2 separate regions of the Mus musculus genome follow, and region 2 is linked to region 1. Evidence: chromatin loops called from intact Hi-C (ENCODE). Cell type or tissue: left cerebral cortex. All regions are shown on one strand. Links, peaks and the distances in the headings refer to the core of each region. The heading gives the core; the rest is flanking DNA.

Region 1 (8,344 bases), core at 114-8,113:
TTTGGTGTTTTAGTTTTGCTTGACTAGAAAAGCAGTTAGCTTTATATCCTCTTTCCTATTTCATGTCCATCATCGGCACTCTGTCTGTCTTCATCCCCTAATAGTTAGCCTTTCTTGTGCTCTTTTCTACATGTTATGTTGTACCCAATTTCCTAGATTGCCTATATGAAAGACAACACCCTCTTTCTGAGAGAATGTGGTCTTGCTTAATAATATATACACACAAATACACACACATACATATATATTTGATATACATATGTATATATGTGTGTATATATACACACACACACATATATGTATATATATTTGATATATATATATCAAAGTTTCATTATTCAGTCATCTGGTGATGAACAACTAGGAAAATTCCAATTTTTTGCTATACTGAATAAAGCACAACTAGTAGAATACATTATTTACATTGGAAAAAAGGATCTCACCTGAGGCACTTCCAATTTTTATCTAATTATGCTTCTAGAGCTTAAATGAATACAGTGGTCTGGAGAGCTGGCTCAGCAATTAAGGAATACTGGCTGCTTTTCCAGAGGACAGGATCAGTTTCTAGAACCCACACAGAGACTCACAGCCACCTGTAACTCCAATTAAGGATTCAATGCCCAACCCCTTCTGGCCTCTGAGGACACTGAATACACTGTGGTAAACACAGATTCATGTAGGCAAAACATTCATATACGTGTGTGTGTGTGTGTATATATATGATAAAAATGAACTACCCTAACTCAAAAAATGTACACAACTAAATACAGAACAAATTATTTGAAAAATTAAGGAACTTGACCATGAATACATCTTTCTAAACAGGGTTAATAAATTTTTCAGACAGTTCTTTATAACAATAATAAAAACCCTTTTGTTTGTAAACAGATTTCATAATTATATTAGTAAGCATTTCTATCTCCTAAATTATAAAATTTCCACAGGTTTCTTTCACAGTGCAAATATTTCTAAAATAGATATTTTCTGGAGAAAGCGTTAAGGCTGCTTGCCATTTCCTCTCAGGAATGAATACACTGCTTTACAGACTTTACAGCAGCATCACTCAGAACAAGGAAGAGGTGCTGAAGCACTACAGCACGTACATCAGCACAGGTGCGCTGCACTTGGCTGCAGCCTGGATACAGCTGCCCCAAAGTGATTTTAAAAATTAGCAAACAAAACAAACAAATAAAAAGCGAGTGGGCCAGTCAGAGGGCTTAGTGGGTAAGCCAAGCTTGACAGCGTGAGTTCAGTCTCCAGGATCCACACGGCACAGGATCCACACGGCACAGGTCCTCCCACCTCCATATCCCTGGTGTGCCATGCATGCATGCTCACGTACACACACAGAATTCTATGAGTATTTACTACTGTAACTATAGAAACTCTCAGCAGTAAGACTAGTTAGCTGGAGGAGATTATTCATGCCTACAATCTCAGCACTCAGCAGGATTATAATATTGCTCTAGGTTAGACTGAGCTGTGTATTAAGAGCCTGTCTCAACAACAACAATATCAAAAACAAAACAATCTAGACTATACTTATAGTTTGCACTAAGTAATTATGCTCACTGACTTTCCTAAATTTCGTCATTAATTAGGGTATCTGTACTCTGCTTACCTTATTTTTAAAGTACTGTCTGGCATAACTCTTCACTTGTAAAACTGTGCGACTTTTAAGTAGTGTTGCGATTTTGGTCCACCTTCGGCCAAATTTAGCCTGTTACCAAAACAGAAACAAATTTGCTTTATAGTACCTTACTTAGTAATATTTCAAGCAGCTGCCACATTAAAGAAAACAACTAACAGAAAATTTATCTATATTTCTAAAGCACAAAATGAAACCTGATCTATTAGACTATGTGTTGAAAATCCAAGCCCACATTTCTTTGACTCTGGAGTTCTAGAAACTTACAACAGTCCAAAAGTGAGGTAAGTCATATATACCTACCTATCTACCTACCTACCTACCTACCTACCTACCTACCTACCTATCTATCTATCTAGTATGCATATACATATATATGTGTATATATTATTATTTTTTTTTACAGAATCAACTGGACACCTTCTGCACTAATTGCAACTTTTAAACTCAGAGTTTGTATCCACAATACCTATTAAATGTCCTGTAGCAAACCTACTACACTGGGTTTATAGTGAAATGACTTTTAGATTCAATCACATATTGAAAAGTTTGAAAAATCTCCAGATAGTTTACATATTTGTATTAAAACACCACATAGCTCTCATGCTACTGGATAAAAAAATACATATTTTACTTCTCATAATTTCTATGTTAATAATTCAATTTTATTAAAAAACCTTCCATAAATATTATATACTACCTAAATAATATATATACAGTCTCAAAATCAACTTAGGTTAATTCTGAGTTACATGTACCCTAAAAGAAAAATATACAATCTACTCTTGATAGTTTAAAAGTTAATGGTTATTTTATTAAATGTTTTCCATGTTATGAAGTATTTTCAAGAGCTGAACCACACATACACTTTTTATACTTCTAAACTTCTGTATTGAAAGAGATTTCACTGAAGCATAACAAGAAAATGTTTCTGGTCTTCAAAGATCTGTATGAAAAGTATGGATTATGTACAATGACAAACAGATAAAAAAGGAAGAATCCAGCTCCTATCCAAATATACACAGTTTCTTTTTTATTTGCTTCTAGAATAATTTTACAGTAAGTTAAAATTTCTCTGTTTACCAGTCCTTGTTCAAACAGCTCTTTCTCTTCTACTGTCCACTTTACTGAATGACTGGCTGGTTTTGCAGGAGAATCTACCCTGAAGGAAAAGAGGAATTGCAAACAAAACAAAACAAACAAACAAAAAATGAAATGGAACATTCCATATTTATGCAGCTAAAGGTTATAAACCAGTGTTTCTTCCCAATGCTATGACCCTTTAAGTACAGTTCCTCATGTTGTTGTGACCCTCAACAATCAAATCATTTCATTGTTATGTCATCATAACTGTAACTTTATTCCTGTTATGAATCGTAATGTAAATACCTGTTTTCTGATGGTTCTGGGCAACCACTGTGAAAGGGGACTGGGAGCTGCTGTTAAACCAGTCACGAGCTAAAACCATGACTTCCTAGTCTTACAGGAGGAGGGAAGGAGGCAGCTGAGGCAGCTGGTGCCAAACAGTAAGGTTTACCCTGCTCTCTATCTCTATCAGAATGACAGGAGCCCAAACAATACAATCCCTGGGTCTGAATGAACACAACACTAAAAGACATCAAAAGAAGTCAGCCTGATAGCAAGTAGACCTCTTCAGACTGAAAGTAAACACCAGGCAGTAATATATTCCCAAAATCTAAGAGTTTAAATCATAAAACTATGGCATCTCATTTACTGCTTTTAAATTCTGTATCACAAGAAATTAAAGCATACGAAGGAAGCTCTCTACTTTCAACAAGCCATCCCATCTTCTCACTAACTTCACTTTGCTATTCAGCAAAATATAAAAGCAGAGGTTGCTCAGTGCTCAAGTCTGCACTTATGACCATCTTTTTTCCAATTAAAAACAGTATTTGGAAACGTTTAATTTTTCTTGAAAGTTTTTAGACAAATGTTGCTATGCAACCCTAGTTGGCCTGGGACTGTATAGAGCAAGATGGCCTTGAACTTGGGGAAATCCTGATTCTGCCTTCCGACTATTGGGACTAGAAGCATGCCTGGCCTCTTTCCTAGGCAGTATTTACAAGTCACAGATCCAAATAAAACTGCACACAACACATTTAAAATTACCAAACAGAACATAAGTCAATTCAATTCATAATATAATTCACAGCAGCATCTATATAAATCTTTAGGAAACTGTCTTTCTTTACTATGTGATAAACTGCTGAGAAGACATTTCTTAAAAGCCTAGCAAATAAAAGATGGCATAAAATTATGTATTTTAACATCTGTGCCAAAGCCATCTTTAAAAAAAAAAAAAATCCTCTCTTGAATCAAGAGGGCTTTTCCACTGACCATATCTATTTTTAAAATTTTTCTTGTAATTTTCAATTGAACTAAAAAGGTTTTAAAAGGGATTGGAGGCTCAGTAGTTACAGTACTCCATTGCCAGCACACATATCACGCTACAACAACTGCCTGTAACTCCAGTTCCAATGGACTGGACACCTCTGGTCTCCATGGGCACCTGCACTCATACACATAGCCATACAGAGATACAAGGGAACACACATCATTAAAATAAAAAGGTTTTAAAAAACACAGATACATACATGGCTTTTGATGACTTCTGCAGGCTGCACATGAAAAACAGAAAACAGGAAACTGGTAAGTCTCTAAAACTGCAATTCAAAGCTTTTAATAGAACTATAAACTGATTTTTACCTGTTTGTGTATTTTTTATTATCCTCCTTTTGATTAACCCAGAATTTTCCTGGAAGTGATTTATTAGATAAATAATACCTATATATTATTAAGGAAACTTAAACAATATTAAAGGCATATAATTCTTATGTGACATCAAGCAGACAGACTTGTAAAAGACATCAAATGTAATCAAAAGCTATCCTGCTGCAAGCTTGTCCAGGGCTGCAAGCTGGTGCTTTCCACAGCGTCAGTAGGAATAACACAGCAAACACACCACACAGTTCCTGCAGTCAGCACCATAGCAATGCTGCTTTCCTTTCTCTTCCCTCCCACAAGTGGCCAAGAAAGAATAGCATCAATCCTTTTCATTTCTAAAATACAAGTAGTAAACTGATGAATGTGTTGTGTAGGGGAATTTAGGAACCAATGTTTCTGTATATTTAAAGGTCACAGAAAAGAACTCAGGATCCTTCTACACATTAATACAAGTAACGTCAAATGTACCGAGAAACTCCCTTCGGAGACGCTGGAACTAACCTGCTACAAAGCTTCTTCCCTAAGTCTGAACATTCTTCATTTAACAACTACCAACCGCATGTCATACAGTAGGCTATGTGCTAGAGACACACACACAAACACATATATTCCTCTCTATTCTCAAATGCTTATGAGTAACTCTTACTCTACTTATTTCTACATTTGGAAGTGAACAAGGGACTCCTGTTCAATAACCTAGACTTGCACTGTTCAATATGGTGGCTACTAGTCACATGTGTGGATCAAGCATTTGGAACACAACTAGCATTAACTGATATTTAGTGCTAAAATAAAATGTACTGTAGATTCCAAAGACTTAGTATGAAACACGGATGTTTTCATTTGAGGCTGGGGAAATGGCTCAATCAGTGCCTGCTACACAATCATGCGAATATAATTAGGATCCCTAGGCTCTATGTCCAAAGCTAGGTGCAACAGTTTGTGTGCACACAATCCTAGCACGGGCGCAGGCAGTGGCTCCCAAGAGCATTTGACTGGCTAGCCAACCTAGCCAAATCAGTCATCTTCACATTCATAAGAAGTCTCACCTCAGAAAAGAATGTGGATAGTGAATAAGGAAAACAACCACAGTCAACCTCTGACTTTGCATACACACGTGCACACAAACATACCCCTGCACACACACACGTAAAAAGAAACAATGTTTTCATATAAGCTAATACTTTAAATAAGATATACTATAAAAGAGTATATGCTATAATAATTCATTTATTTCACTTTATTTTATTTTAAAAGAGGGTACTAGAAAATTGGAGATTACATGTGCCTCTCATTTAAATAAATAATCTAAGCAATAACTGTAATATTTGGTAAAAGGGGCTAACCAATGGCAATTAAAAATACAGAAAAAAATTTCAAATGTTTCAAACAGAAGCAGTTGGAACAGAAATTCTGGATTAGATAGTGAACAGAGCTGTGGTTAAGATACTAACTGCTATTCCAGAAGGCCTAAGTTTGATTCCAGAAACCACATGGCAGCTCTCAACTGAGATCTGACCACCTCTTCTGGTATCCATAGGTACCAGGAACAAGAGATTCAGACATACATGCAAACAAAAACACACATAAATAATAATAACAGCAACAACAACAACACCAGCAGCAATAGTGGACAGAAATCTGTAAAATGAATATGGAAAAGACAAAAATAAGCCAGTATTTGTTAGTAATCAATTTTTAAAGGCCAAAAAAAAATCAGAAATTACTGTTTAAGCCTATCATATATAAGATACATATAAAAGAAAACTATATATAAGAAAACTGAGTCTCGAAGTTAAACTGGCGCAGAATACGCAGTTTGTTGCTGAGCCACAGATAAGGACCTACAAACTCTGAGATAAAAATCAGTCTATTTTGTCTTTCATTAAAATTCTTCTCATATAACATTTGTAAGCTGCACAGTTCCACATGTTCTTGACCTTGCGTAGATAAGTATCTCAGTTTTAGCTTATATGGTTGTGAAAATGGAGACTTAGAATTAAGATTCTGACTTAAATATTCTACCGTTCCTAAGCATTTACGCACACTTTGCATGCAGAGTTGGCTAACAACAAAAACTCAGAATTGTTGTGTCAGTCTCAGATTCACCAGTAAGCCATGCTTTTTGCACAGATAAGTGACATGAAACTACACAATCAAAATCTGTGGCCAAACAATCTTTATCTAATAATCACAGTGGCCTCTTCTGTAATGTTTGCACCAATTCCTTTTTTAGCCCTAAAACCTTTACTCTTCTCATAATTGATGAAGGATACTCTTCTTCCAACAGCATTTTCTCAATGATAGCTCTGTTCTCATCACTGATGGTGCTATCCAGAGTCCAAGGCTATTTAAAAACAAAAGAATGGCATGTGTAACTCTCTGTATATATTTTATTACTTAAAAAGCTATCTTATTTCATTGAGTGAAAGATATGATATAAACAATAACAGCTACAACTCACTAGGTGAATATACAGATACATTTTGATTTTCACAATCACCCTGAGACAGGCATAAACAGTCCACAAAGGTATCTGAAGCACTGGAGGCATGTTAAATGGAAGCAAAGAAACCTTGCGGTAAAGCCTGTTGGATTCCCAAGTTCATGTGGTAATAACGGCCACCGTACACAAAAAAACTCCTAGGCTTCAGGCATTTTGCTAAACATTTATTTAACCTGTTTCCAAAACTCAAGTCTGTTTTTCTTCGGCCAGAACCTGAGTAAATAATCATACTCATTTCACTTCTCAAAGCTATGTAATTTCCAACTCCAGTTTCTTTAAGATCCATGCTATTATAGTCACTACCCACACAATACCTTTGAATATCTATTTGGCTTCTCAAATGAAACATGCAAAACTGAATTCAGTATCTCGTCTGGCTTTCTAACTTGGCAGAGAGCACTGTCAACCACCACTTACCATTTAAACAGCCAGGAATCACTGTGGATTCTTTCCTTTCTCTTCCATCCCCAAATGCAATCTACTGAACAGCTCTACCTTCAAAGTATAATTCAAACTGGTCCCCTTATACCTCTTCTGGAACATGCAGGGCTAAGCCACTATTTAAAACCTTGCTTGGATTATAACAAATGGGTCCTAACCAGTCCCTCTGTTTCTGCTCTAATTACCTCTAGTCCTTTTTTTTTCTCCGAGACAGGGTTTCTCTGTGTAGCCCTGGCTGTCCTGGAACTCACTTTGTAGACCAGGCTGGCCTCAAATTCAGAAATCCGCCTGCCTCTGCCTCCCATGCGCTGGGATTATAGGCGTGCGCCACCACGCCCGGCTCCCTCTAGTCCTTTCTTTACCATTGTAGCCAAAGCATATCTGACAAACACAAATCCACTAGTCTGTACTGAAAGCTCTATGCTTCAATGTCTTGGTTCACTTCTAAAATGTAAACTTGTCAGCATAAGCCAGTGCTTTTGCACTCACTATTTCTCCTGCTTAGCATGTTAATTTTTATAATTAATGTAACCACTCATTTTTCCATTTTATTTCAAGTTAAATGTCACCTCCTCAAGTGTCCGTTATTGACTTTTCCTTACGGATTCCCTCAGTCGACAATCTACAAATGGTTTGTCTGCCAAGGTACTGCCCAACTGGGTTTTGTCTATGAATTCCACACCAGCAGAGCCACGTGTGCCTTGACGGCACTTGGAGTGCTTTAACCTACCCTCCAGTCTGGCATGGCAGGTGAGTATGCAGTTACTGCTACATGAAGACATGAACTCTAGGATTATCCCCGTCTTCCATTGAAATCAAAGTTGACAAATGTGAAGTGCTAAAGACCTGTCCCTAAATTAGCTGGATCTAAATTTACTTCTCAAGAGATCATTTTGTCAGAGTTGAAGAAAAAAGGGTCCTCTATTTTTGTTTTTTTGTTTTTTGTTTTTGTTTTTTGAAACAGGGTTTCTCTGTATAGCCCTGGCTGTCCTGGAACTCACTTT
Region 2 (8,344 bases), core at 240-8,239, 300 kb before region 1:
CTTGGATTTATGCTTTCTAATAAAGTAGTAGATTATTTTTTTGTCTACATCTGCATCTTTACCTGGGATGGTTAATTTTATTGTCAACCTGATTTACAAAGCACATAAATTAATAGCATATCTATGAGGTTGTTTTCTATGATGACTGCCTTAGGGGATAAGTGTGGGTAGCAACATTCTATAGAATAGAATAGAATAGAATAGAATAGAATAGAATAGAATAGAATAGAATAGAATAGAATAGAATAGAATAGAATGCAGAATGCTTTGGGTTTTGCTTCTGTTTTCTTTTTTTGTTTCAAATATTTTTATTAATATAGAATAAGCTAATTCTGAGTAACGGTGCTATTAGGACATATAAGCATATATAAATATATAAACTGTGTGTATATACTCACAGGTAAGTGTATTAATACATCAGTGATTATTGTTGCCACTTCTCTGCTCTGTGATCATCCTAATTTCTGCGACAACACAGGGGGTTGTGTAGATGGTAACTTGTTAGAAGGTTACTTGTTAGTTCAGGACCTCATTACTTTCTGCCTGAACTATTGCAGTAGCCTCCTAACTGGTTATCCCACCTCCATTCTTGCCCCTTCTAAGTTTTTTTCTGGTATAATGCTGTAAAAAAATGATTTGTGTAAAATATGTCTTGGTGTCCTTGTCCTGCTTAAATATGGTTCACCATGATGCACAAAATAACAAGTTTTATATGTCATATTAGTTCTCTACTGTGACTCTGTCAGCCTCCATTTCATCCCATAGTCATCTCTGGGCTCTGCCTCCCCTTTAAACCAGTTCTTACACTATAGCTCAGGCTTGCCTAGAACTTGTTGTATAGCCCAGACTAGCTTCAAATTCACAGCAATCCTCATACCTCATCCTCCAAAAGAAGGGATTACAGATAGGAACCATCTTACCCAGCTCTGTAGTAATTTCTTTCTGCTACCTTACATTTCTCCTTATTACCATTCATTCAACTATTTTATGCTCTAACCTTTTGTTTTTGTTGTCTTCTGTTTAACTGAATGTTTGTTGTTCTTCTTGTCTTCTGATTAAATTCTTAGCCTTTAACATTTAACTTGGCATCCTCTTACTCGACAAAACTCTGAACTTCTTCCCTAACTAGTTTCTAGGCTTAGATGAGTAACTGTCCTCCATGTTACCGGAACAGAGAATGTTTTACAGTTGCCTACTTAATTTATTTGTCTTCCCTCTTAGACTGTAAGCCCTCAAGGGCAGGGACTACCTCTTAACTGACTTTAGTAATCTAGTTCATCAACACAGTATCTGGGAAGTAAATGCGTTTTGGATACCCTAAACAATCCATAATTTAAGAAAGAAGGAATTGTACAATGAACAAAGGTGAAAATTGAGCTCTAATCTCTTCTTTGGGTCCTCTTATTTTAGGATCTAAGTGTGTGCTCTTCAGAAAGCTTGAGTGCAAAGATTTCATTACTTTCCAGAGGATCCCTACCTTGGATTCATGCTTTCTAATAACGTGGTGGATATTTTTGACTCGTGATATTTTAAATGAGAACAAGATCATGCATATTACATTCTGGCAATGAACTTGTTGGTCTGTGCTTTTTGTTCTGAGATTCTGTGTGATGCCTAATGCTAAAGGACTGACTAGATCATTGTGGAGAGGAAGTTTCAGGAGAGCTCAGGATACAGGCGATTGTGTAGGTTATGCTAGCTGCTTTTGCCAAGTTGGCACTAAGAACTGTGAGCAAAATCCGAACAAAGAGGTTTGAAAACTTGCCCTGTATCCAGAATACCATATAAATTTAGGGCTAGGGAAGTGTGACCCTTCTAATATTTTCAAGATTAGAACAGCTTGAACCACCAAATAAAAACATTTTTAATTGCTATTTTTATTTTTTATTTTTATTTTTTTAAGGTTTATTTATTTTATTTATATGAGTACACTGTAGCTGTCTTCAGACACACCAGAAGAAGGCATCAGATCTTATTACAGATTGTTGTGAGCTACCATGTGATTGCTGGGAATTGAACTTAGGACCTCTGGAAGAAAAGTCGGTGCTCTTAACCACTGAGCCATCTCTCCAGCCCTACTTCTTTTTAGTCAAGTGCTTGCTACATAGCCCACACTGCACTCAAAATTTCAGTAATGTTGGGAACTCAGCCTCATAGGTGTGAACCAAATGATTACTTTTTAAAGTGTTGCATTTTTTTTGAATTATTTATTTTATGTATATGATTACACTATAGCTGTCTTCAGACACACCAGAAGAGGGCATCGGATCTCATACAGATGATTGTAAGCCACCATGTGGTTGCTGAGAATTGAACTTGGGACCTCTGGAAGAGCAGTGAGTGCTCTTAACCACTGAGCCATCTCTCCTGCCCTTAAAGGTGTTACTTTTGTATGAACATAGGAACTGTGGGAAAAGCATTGTTGCCTTGAGTAAGACAACAGTAAGTAAGACTGTAATAAAATAGGTAAAATAGGTTATTAATAGAGCCTTTTCTCTTAAGGTTTATATTTCATAGTCTTTCTCTCCTCCCCAACTCCTGATGCTAAGGAGGGAAACCAGAGCCTTGCATAAGAATGCCACATGCTTTGGGGAAAAAACACTGCTAGGAAATATTTTCATTATAAATTAATACATGATAGTTTATATCTCATGGTTTAGTCCCTCATAGTAACATTTCTTGGTCCATTTAGCCTGAACCAGACCTTTTTTTTTTCTAATCTTTACTCGTTTACATTAAATAAATTCTGTTAATAACAGTGTTACCATATAATGCATGTCCAAACTTTTTGTGGAATAGATGCTGAAGACAAGTAACTACCTTTCTGTGTAGAGTTACTGGGTCTTTTGAGCTTTACTCATTGCTAGCTTAGCTGAAGCTTTCTTAGTTCTGATGGATTAGAGATCAGTCATCTGTTCCTGATTTCCGAACTTTCATTTCTACTGCCTGTTTTCCTATTCCCAATTCTTGGGAGTTTATACTTTACAACACAAGCAAACAATTAAACAAACAGAAAGCAACTTTGTATTGTAGTTTCAAGAGGGCTTGGACAAGAGTCAGTATTGAGAAGTGGGTGTTCAGCTGGCCATAGTAGTGCACACCTTTAATCCTGGCACTCAGGAGGCAGGCAGGTCTCTGTGAAAAAGTTCCAAAAAAGAAGTGTGTGTTCAAGCTATCATCTTCACTTAGGAAGTCACTAGTTATAAAACTGACCTAGAATCTTTTAAGAGTTTAGTCACCTTGTGTGTGCTTTGTTTTCGTGTTCTGTTTTTTGTTTTGTTTTTTGTTTGTTTGTTTTCGAGACAGGGTTTCTCTATATAGCCCTGGCTGTCCTGGAACTCACTCTGTAGATCAGGCTGGCCTCGAACTCAGAAATCCACCTGCCTCTGCCTCCTCAGTGCTGGGATTAAAGGCGTGTGCCACCTCGCCCGGCTGTTTTCCTGTTTTTAAAGTGGTTTTTTGCAGAAGTACGCTTGTGTGTGTTTTATTGCGAATAACCATTCTCATACACTTTTATTGACTTTTCAGTTGGCCTCAGTTACCCTTTTTTTTGTTCTTAAGTATTATTTTTGTTTTTTTACTCTAATATGGTGGCAAATGCCTGTAATCCTACCAGATGTTAGGGGTAATCAAGATTTCAAAATCAGAGGACAGGCTTGGGCTACAAAGTGAAACCCTATCACAAAGAGTGCCCGGCCTAAAACTAAGTCTGATGGCATTTCCCTGTACTCTCTCTCAGCTTCTTAGAAGGCTAGGTTGGAAGAAGCTAGGCTGGAGGATAGCTTGAGGCCAGGAGTCAGAGGGGAACCTGAGCAATTAGCGAGACCCTGATATATCTGGTATATGTTTGATGTAATTCAAACAATACAAAAGTATATACAATAAAAAGTTGCTTTTGAAAGTCATCTGAGTCTTCTGAGGTAATCATTGTTCATGTTTAGTCTTTGATTAGATTTATTCCAAGTTTACAAACATTTTTAAATGAAATAAAACTATATAGTTCTTTTCAGCTTGAATATTTTCACCTATTGTATTAATTTCCTTTCTGTTGCTACAATAGAATATCCCAAGAAAAGCAACTTGAGGAAGAAGGCATTGATTTTGGTTTATAGTTTGCGAGGGGATATAGTCTATTAAGGTAGTAGGAGCTTGGCATGGGGCTAGTCCAAGCAGTCAGGTAGCAGAGAAATCACATTTCATCCTCACATGGGAAGTTAAGAGCCACAATGAACTAGGACCAGGCTATAAAGTCTTAAAGTCTGCTTCTAGTGCACTTTTCTTCTGGTATATCTTTCTCTCCCAAAGGCTCTACAAATCCCCAGTGTTACTAGCTGGGGACCAAATGTCTAAACATATGAGCTTATCAGAATATCTCATACTCAAACCACAAAACTATAATAAATATACACAAGTATATATATTTCATTTATCATTAGAAGATGAAAGGCTCAAGAGTGGTACCTGGTGCACATTAAGCACTGTGACAACTATTAGCTGCTACCATAGTTGTGGTTGTATAATATTCTGTACTATAGAATACAATATATACTATATATATAATATCTCAACAGTAAAACTCTTTCTAATTGTTATAAAAAGACAGTGATACCGCCAGGCGTGGTGGCGCACGCCTTTAATCCCAGCACTTGGGAGGCAGAAGCAGGCAGGAGTTCGAGGCCAGCCTGCTCTACAGAGTGAGTTCCAGGACAGCCAGGGCTACACAGAGAAACCCTGTCTCAAAAAAACCAAAACCAAAACAAAACAGTTCTACAAGGCCATGCATGATGGCATATTCCTTTGATCTCAGCACTTGGGAAATAGAAGCAAGTGAGTTCAAGTTCAAGGCCAGCCTGGTCTACAGTAATGAGTTTGTGGACAACCAGAGCTACATAGTCTAACCCTACCTCAGAACAAACAAACAAACAAAATAGTGACTTCATAGGTATTCATGTACATTCATGTGTTTTATAAAGAATAAATCTATACAACTTAAATTTTTAGCCATAATAAGACTGGTTTTATTACTTTTAATAATAAAAGTTATTACTTTTAATTTTGTTAATTTCTCACAAAAATTGAGCCATTTCCTATGGCTGGAAGCAGTATGTAGACATTGTTTCTCACCAGTGCAAGCTATAGAAATGTCCTAGCCTTTGTTAGTTAAAGTAATATACCCACTCTATGACAATTCCAAACTCTTTCGCCTGTGGACAAAGGCCCAAATGTGCAGTTTTACCAATATCCATAAGGTGGGGCTAGTTCTCTGAGAATCTGTTTATTAGGATAGGCTAGGATTGACATGCACAGTTAACAAAGTACAGTACCATACACACACTTTCTCAAGATGAATGTTTGAGCATTACTAACAATTATGCCTTCATTTGTAGAATCCATTATTATCCCAGATTTGGATTAGACAGCATGATAAATAGTATTTGACTATTAATCTACCATAGACATAAATATCTGATAATGGCAGGATGGTAGATATAATAGATGTGCACATAAAGTCTGTAGGGACTCCAAATCACTGTCCTATCATGAGATAATTACTTTTAATTTATTCTGTAATTTATATGTAGCTTTGAATAATGAAAAATACTTACTTTGTCTGTAGAATATAGTCTTTTTTGTAGCCATGTAAGTCTCTGTAACTTACATAAGATATTTCTTTTTTTTCATTTTTAAAAAGTTATTTATTCACTTTAATCCATATCACTGTCCCCTTCCTGTACCCCTTTCCACAATCCCTCCTCCCATGCCCACTTCTTCCCTGAGAGGGCAGAAGCCCCATCTGGGTATCTCCCATCACCCTGGCACATCAAGTCTGTGGGGCTAGGCACATTCTCACCCACTGAGACCAGACAAGGCAGCCCAGCTAGAAGAACTTATTCCACAAACAGGTAACAGTTTTAGGGATAGCCCCTATTCTAGTTGTTCAGAACCTACCTGAAGACCGAGCTGCACATCTGGGTATAGCATATTATGCTCTTTAGTTGGTGGTTCAGTCTCTGAGAGCCCCCAAGAGTCCAGGTTAGTTGACTCTGTTGGTCTTCCTTTCCAATACAGATAATTCATAAGGTTTGCTTTAGGAGTCTTGGTAGTGGTGTATGTTAAAATTAAAAATTAAGGCAGAATATTTTTGTCCTGCAACTAAACAAGTCTTGACTTGAGTCCCCACAGTGCTACTTTTAACTGTTGTTGGACACGCTCTTTAGTTGGACCCAACCCAACCTCATTTTCTTCATATTTTAAAAAAGTTTTCCCATTAATTTATTCATTTTACACCCTGATCACTGTGTGTGTGTGTGTGTGTGTGTGTGAGAGAGAGAGAGAGAGAGAGAGAGAGAGAGAGAGAGAGAGAGAGAGATACATTTGTGAATGCAGATGTGACCATGCTATGGGGTGTGTATATGGAGGTATGGGAACAGAGAACAACTTGCAGGAGTTGGTTTTCTTCTATTGTGAGTTTTAGGGATTTAACTCAGGCTTGCAGGACAAATGCTTTTACAAAACCATAGAGCCATCCACTAGCCCACTTTCCTCACCTTAAAAGGGAAGTAAGAGTTGTTCATGGCAGTACATGTATATAATGTCAGTACTCAGAAGACTGAGGCAGAAAGATTATGAATTCTAGACCAGCCATGGAGCTGCCAAGGGAGATGGATATATAACAAAAACTAAGATATATTATTAATTATCAATTTGTATATACTGCTTGAGGTCAGTTCCAGGGCATTTTGAGTCACAAAAGCAAAACCCTGTATAAAAGGTTGGTGGTGTGGGTAACATGAGTGCTTAATACTTAGGATTTTTGTGCTAAGAACTGATTCTGTGTTTGTGTGTGAGAAAGATGGGGGGTGGGGGTGGCAGGGGGGGTGGCGGGGAGGGAGGGAGGGAGAGAGAGAAAGTATAGTAATACAAAATTTCTCACATGTAACTTGTTAGCATTGTTATCATGTATTCAGTTACCTTATAAGTTGAAACTTTGGTATTTTGTCTGGTTACTTCCACAATCATATCTTTTTTTCTTTTATTGAATATTTTATTTATTTACATCTCAAATGTTATCCCCTTTCCCAGTTTTCCCTCCAGAAACCCCCTATGCCATCCTCCCTCCTCCTGCTTCTGTGAGGGTGCTTATCCCTCCACCCCCATCCCCATCCACTCCCGCCTCCCTGCCCTCGAATTCCCCTACAATGGAGCATTGAACCTTCCCAAGGGCCTCTCCTCCCATTGATGTCTGACAAGGCCATCCTCTGCTACATATATGGCTGGAGCCATGGGTCTCTCCATGTACTCTTCCGTTGGTGATTTAGTTCCTGGGAGCTCTGTGGGTGTGTGTGTGGGGGGGGGGGTCTGGTTTGTTGGTATTGTTGTTCTTCCTATGGGGTTGCAAACTCCTTCAACTCCTTCAGACCTTTCTCTAACTCGTCCATTGGGGGACCATGTGCTCAGTCCAATGGTTGGCTGCAAGCATCCACCTCTATATTTGTCAGGCACTGGCAGAGCCTCTCAGGAGACAGCTATATCAGGCTCCTGTCAGCAAAGCACTTGTTGGCATCCACAATAGTGTCTGTGTTTGGTGACTGTATATGGGATGGCTCCCCAGGTGGGGCAGTCTCTGGATGGCCTTTCCTTCAGTCTCTGCTCTACACGTTGTCTCTGTATTTGCCCCCTTGAGTATTTTGTTCCCCCTTCTAAATAGGACCAAAGCACCCACATTTTGGTCTTCCTTCTTCTTGAGCTTCATGTGGTCTGTGAAAATAACCCTATTAAAATTGGGGTACAGAGCTAAACAGAATTCTCAACTGAGGAATCTTGAATGGCCAAGAAGCACCTAGAGAAATGTTACATGAGAAATGTAACATCCTTAGTCATCAGGGAAATGCAAGTCAAAACGACCATGAGATTCCAGTTCACACCAGTCAGAATGGCTAAGGTCAAACACTCAGGTGACAGCAGATGTTGGCAAGAATATAGAGAAAGAGGAACACTCCTCTATTGCTGGTGGGATTGCAAGCTGGTACAACCACTCTGGAAATCAGTCTGGCAGTTCCTCAGAAAATTCGACATAGTACTACCTGAGGAACCAGCTATACCACTTCTGGGCATATACCCAAAAGATGCTCCAAAATATAACAAGGACACATGCTCCACTGTATTTATAGCAGCCTTATTTATAATAGCCAGAAGCTGGAAAGAACCCAGATGCCCTTCAACAGAGGAATGGATACAGAAAATGTAGTACATTTACACAATGGAATACTACTCAGCTATTAAAAACAGTGCATTCATGAAATTCTTAGGCAAATGGATGGAAATAGAAAATATCATTCTGAGT

The links. Hi-C counts contacts between places; a loop is a spot of excess contacts. Peaks named below come from ENCODE experiments on the same cell type or tissue, not always from the same donor. Only the 100,000 strongest peaks of a DNase experiment are listed, where the experiment ranks them.
Region 2: a loop joins it to region 1, with 2.3 times the contacts of the local background. A loop is called at or near these places in 2 of 42 quality-filtered maps.

Annotation. Positions count from the first base shown.
Region 1 is chr4:94,966,249-94,974,592 of GRCm38, forward strand. It overlaps Mysm1 (myb-like, SWIRM and MPN domains 1), which reads right to left. Exons shown (of 20, transcript NM_177239.3): 3 at 6,670-6,740; 4 at 4,376-4,453; 5 at 4,264-4,287; 6 at 2,732-2,810; 7 at 1,622-1,720. Among named protein-coding and RNA genes, the nearest start is that of Mysm1, 8.7 kb to the right of the region's middle. In left cerebral cortex, for the core only: no CTCF peak of the experiment used is centred there; DNase peaks (open chromatin) are centred at 4,649, 7,015 and 7,312.
Region 2 is chr4:94,664,662-94,673,005 of GRCm38, forward strand. All of the region lies in intron 13 of Ift74 (intraflagellar transport 74), which reads left to right. Mir872 (microRNA 872) reads left to right here and starts at 496; the gene lies at 496-576. In left cerebral cortex, for the core only: a CTCF peak has its summit at 5,239; a DNase peak (open chromatin) is centred at 5,244.